Linked DNA regions of Homo sapiens: region 2 is linked to region 1. A link is a contact called in ENCODE Hi-C or POLR2A ChIA-PET data. All regions are on one chromosome and are shown on one strand. The core of a region is the stretch at or near the end of the contact, and the rest is flanking DNA. Distances in the headings are between cores, read along the strand shown.

Region 1 (2,531 bases), core at 12-2,511:
AGCTTCCAGAGGACTGTGGGCAACACAATTCAGAGAGAGAGCTGACATCTCATTGGAAGCAATCAGAAGGAACATCAAACTGGAGGAAGCATGTGAATCAGACAATAAAGACAAAAGCAGGAATGGGGCTGTTTGTATACCTGTGACGAGATGTGGAAGAAGGTCAACAATTAGCTTGGTGCAACGCCTCTCCCCAAAAATATATGCCCAGTAAACCCTGAGGAAAAAGCCTTTTACAGCTAAAGAAAGGAATCTGCAGATGGAGAAATCACACGGTACTTAAAAATGTAGCCTCTTTCAAATACTGCAGTTCACCAGCTGTGTAACTTTGGGCAATTTACTTCCCTTCCCTGAGCCTCAATTTCATCATCTGGAAAATGGGGATCATACTTCACTGGGCTGATGTGCATATTAAATCACAGTGTGAACATGCAACGCCCATGTATGGCACGTGGTTCAAGGTGAGCACTCAATGAATGGGTGTAACTCACTCATGTGGGAGCTATTTACATTGGAACATGTTTCTAATATGCCTCGAGTCACACACAACACCCATTCTTCTGGCAGAAAGGCTTGATTAACACTAGAGCACAGTGAAGGTAAGATAGTGTGGACTTTGCTTATAGAATTGTGTAATTTTCAGACTTCTTCATGGTTTATCCCACGTTACAGAGGAAGAAAACAGCCACCACCAGTTTCCAATGACCCAAGCAAATACACAACCTTGAAAAAGCAAACCTTCTAATGGGACTTTATTTCAATCCTTGACTTGGCAGCTCATCACACTTTAGGATCACTGGTGAAAAGCTAGGGGGAGGTATTTTCCAACCTAAGGTAAGAGATAAAAGGGCCTGAGGACGTTAAAAGTGAGGGAATGGAAATAGCAGGGGCGAAAATCAATGTTTATGAAATAGTCCAGTGTTTCTCAAATCTTCCTGTTCACACAGATCTTCTGGGTATCTTGTTTCAATGCAGACTCTGATTCAGTATGTCTGGAGTCGTGCCCAGAACTCTGCATTCTCATAAGCTCCTCCATGATGCCTATGTTACTCGTCCATGGACCACCCTTATATAATAAGCGAATGGTGTTTGTGTAGAGCCTAAGAAAGGGTTGAGTGGTGGAACCAGGAAATCCCCAAATAAAGGAAGAGAGGCTTGAAAGAAGAGTGATATCCAAACAAGATGGCAAGAAGACTAGATGATTTGAGGAGCAGCCAAGCCGGAGATGTAAATACAGAGACATGGTGTCCAAGGGGAAGGTTTTCGGAGAAGAGGCCCCAGCTCACGAAGTTCCAGTGCATTACTCACTTTGGCTGTGAGTCACTCACAGCCTTTTAGAATTGTTGACGGCAAACATTTTGGAGAGTGCTGCAATAAAGGAATGTGCTCACAGCCATTAACTATGAAGCACTAACTCATTTCAGCAGCCTGACACAAATTATGCTACGCAGTTGAAAAATAGCTATTGATCAGTCCCTTCTTTCTGGTGCCTTCCAATATCCCAGATCAGCACTTCCATTCGTTTCCCCGCCCCCGGATGCCCTCACACACCTAGTTAGATCCTGCCCAAGCCAAAAAAAGATGCCCGCAGACTTTATTTTCTTCCAGATTTTGCCTTTAATAAAGCAAGCCCAGAAAGAGGCAAACCGAAAGATGCCTCCTTTAAGTTTCTCCATGTATCTGTTTCTTATGAATTTCCCAGTCTTTTTTTCTTCTATACTCATTATAGACACAAAGGCAACAATCAACTGATCTATCATTTCCTGGGCTAGAAGATAAGAAATGAAGAGGGCATGAAAAGGACAGAATATGAAATTAGGTTTTAAAGAATTGAACCTGATTCAGGGGCAGGTCGAATGGCAACACTTTGAGCACCTTCAAGTAGCAACTTGAGCCTCAACAGAAAAAGGAAGCCCAGGGTCTTTCAAGAATCGTCCCTAGTTTCCTTCTTAATCTCAAGAGAAACTAAAGAGGCATGTAGATCTTCTATGGCAGACTGATTACAAAGAAGTCCCCGATTCTCTGTCCCTCCCTGTATCTATTTCCTTTGCCATGTGACTCTGCAATGACTCCCACCATATGAGGTAGTTTAGTTGGTTTCCCCACCCTTTGAATCTCAGCTGCCTTGTCCCTTGCTTTAGCCAATAGACTGTGGCAAAAGTGCCTTGTCCCTTGCTTCGGTCAATAGTCTTAAAGCAAAGCCAAGGGCATCCTTGCTCACATGACCTGCCAGCCCCCAGCTGACCCACCAGCTGGCTCAGATGCAAGAGTGAGCCCAGCTGAGATCAGCAGAGCCTGGCCTAGCAGCAGAACTGCACAGAAAACCCTTAGATCATGAGCAATAATAAATGGTGGTTGCTTCAAGCCATTAAGTTTTAGAGTGCTTTGTGATATAGCATTATTTGGCAAAAAATAACTGATATAGCTTCCTCTGGAAAAGCCATGATAAAAAGGCCAGGTATACAAATACTTCCAACAGGGCATTGGTTTTCCTCTGTTCAAAATTATTAATGAACACAAATACATTGTAA
Region 2 (2,531 bases), core at 18-2,517, 140 kb after region 1:
GTACAGGGAAAGAAAAGAAGGACAAAAGCAGAATTGAGCAACACATGATTACAGGGGTGCACAGAACTGCCTTTTATTTCTCTACATGTTAAAGTTGACAATTATAATATTTCATATATTAGATCTTATGGTCGGATTGTCAATTTTTGAGCATGTATCATGTGACATATCCTTTGGACATATTAGTTCACTGGTGTTCAGTTACCTTTTAAGTTATGTATTAAGCCTTCTTAATAGGTGAAGAGGTTAAGGCTTAGAAAGGCTAACTACCTTGCCCAAAGTCACACAGACAATAAGTGTTGGAACCAGGATTCAAACCCATGTTCTCTGCCTCCCAATCCACATCTAATAACCACATGTGTACAGTCTCAAGGAGAGTCACAGAGATTTTTCATTAACAAAGACCCAGCAAGCTGTCACACTAAATCAACCAGGGACAACATGGCTTCCCAGAGCACATTTGAGAATGTCTACAGGCATCTTTGGTTATCATAAATGGATAGGTGCTACCAGCATCTAGTGAATAGAGGATGCCCCAAACATCCTACAATTCACAGACAGCCCCCACAACAAAGAACTATCAGGTCCAAAACATTAATAGAACCGTAGTCAAGAAACACTGCACTAAATTATCTCAGCATTATGTAAAACGGGTTCTCTGCTGCCAACTTGTGACCTTCTATATTGAAAAGGGGAACAGCTCATAACTCCTTGATATACAGTTTCAGGCTAACAGTGTCTAGAACTGGCCAATGTTCTTTTTAAGAATGGAGAAAAAAAGAAGGATGGAGAAAGAACAGGCGAGGAAGAAGAAAAAGAAAAAAAAGAGGAAGAGAGAAGGAGAAAACTAACATTAGAAACTGACAATCTGCAGTGTTCAACAGCTGGATCGCATTACATGGAAATCAGTCCCAGTGACAGCACAACAGGCTGCTTTTGTGTCTTCATGAATAACGCAATGTGCTGGGTAAATGCTTTTCCCCATTTAGAAACAGGTAGTTAATGGGAATTGAAGTGATCAAATACTGTGTACCCCAAGGTTACTTACATCATGGGCCTGTGTGGCCCCAAGCTCATAAATAAAGCATTGGAGCGTCTTATTTTAGGCCTGGTCAGATAAGCAAGTGCTTGCATCATGTGAACAGAGCCCACAGCGCAATATGACACCGAGCCTGGCAATTCCAGGACCTCTCAGAATGTGACATTTCAAGCACAGTACACTGAGTTCACACCCTGTGGAAGCTTCGAGGCCCACCATGCCTCAATTTTCCATCATCTTTTTGATTAAGCTGCTGTGAGAGAAGGCTGTCACTGAGCCGGACTTTAAATGATGCCAAGTTCATTCCCTACTATGCAGAAGTTAATTTGAGGCACATTTGCAACTTATAACTCTGATTTACTCATTTGCTGGTACGAGGACCACACACAGCTTGACAACCTGCCAGCTTGCATAGACTATTCTCTCAGAAAAGGTTTGGACCAAGTCAAGACCCAGCTTGGCAGCTCAAAATACAGCTGCTAGACAATGGCAGAATGTGGAGTTGAATACAAGAAAAGAAAAATATCTCCTCTTTGCCTCAAATTTTTACATATAATTTTGTAATCATATCCCTATTCAGATACTTTGACATAAATAGTGCTTAATTAAATTGCTGCTATTTGTTGTTTTATTATTAGTACATGGTTTGTTTGCTGATATGTACCTGAAAGCCATGTGCACACACACACACACACACACACACACACACACACTTATGCTTGGTCCTAGTACTGTTGTTGTTTTGAAAGTAATGAAAATGCTCTCTATGAATAATTTCTCCATTTGACAGAATCAGCAACGATTTTAAATAATGCTTGTTTTTCTGGTACACAAATGGCTAGATGGATAATTCTAATGTAATCATTTTCTGGTGTTTTTGTCTCATAGATTTCCTGTAATCTGTTAAGATCAATCAAATAATATTCATATATTTCCTATAATTCAATAATATCAATCAAATAATATATTATTGGCATGAAATAAATTCTTCCTACTATAAAAAAACAGCTCTCACAATAAATGCATTTCCCTGTAATTCATATTGTGCTGTTTCTCATTCAGATCCTGGGATCCCAAAGAAATGTCTTCAATAAATGTTTGTGCCTGGGGAAACACCTACAATCCCAGCACTTTTGGAGGCTGAGTCAGGCGGAGCACTGGAGCCCAGGAGTTCAAGACCAGCTTGGGCAACATGGTGAAACCCCCTCTCTACAAAAATTAGCCGGGCGTGGTGGTGCCTATCTGTAGCCCCAGCTACTCAGGAGGCTGAGATGGGAGGATCGCTTAAGCCTGGAAGGTTCAAGGCTATAGTGAGCTGTCATGAAACCACTGCACTCCAGCCTGCGTGACACAGCCAGACCCTGTCAAAAATAAATTAATGAATTTAATTAAATAAATAAATATTTGTAAACAAATTTGGGGTAAGATGTAAGGTTTAAATTTTCTGTGAGATTGTAACACTAGTTGGTCATTGACTAAAAGTCACCACCAC

What was found. A loop is a pair of places that touch in the nucleus more often than their neighbours do. ChIA-PET counts read pairs that join two places held with the same protein, here RNA polymerase II (POLR2A). Pooled maps may share reads with other maps.
Region 2: a pooled map shows a loop between it and region 1 (2.1-fold over the local background). The contact joins two enhancer-like sites. A Hi-C loop is called at or near these places in 1 of 168 maps with a recorded cell type or tissue (heart right ventricle) and 3 of 50 pooled maps. POLR2A ChIA-PET finds 5 or more read pairs at or near these places in 1 of 52 experiments (OCI-LY7).

Annotation. Positions count from the first base shown.
Region 1 is chr4:24,104,575-24,107,105 of GRCh38, forward strand. It overlaps a transcript of PPARGC1A not described here. Among named protein-coding and RNA genes, the nearest start is that of PPARGC1A, 220 kb to the left of the region's middle. Within about 2 kb of position 1,262, at least 3 of the 41 ENCODE cell types and tissues checked have a DNase peak (open chromatin) inside an H3K27ac peak, as active enhancers do.
Region 2 is chr4:24,244,209-24,246,739 of GRCh38, forward strand. It overlaps a transcript of PPARGC1A not described here. Among named protein-coding and RNA genes, the nearest start is that of MIR573, 270 kb to the right of the region's middle. Within about 2 kb of position 1,268, at least 5 of the 41 ENCODE cell types and tissues checked have a DNase peak (open chromatin) inside an H3K27ac peak, as active enhancers do.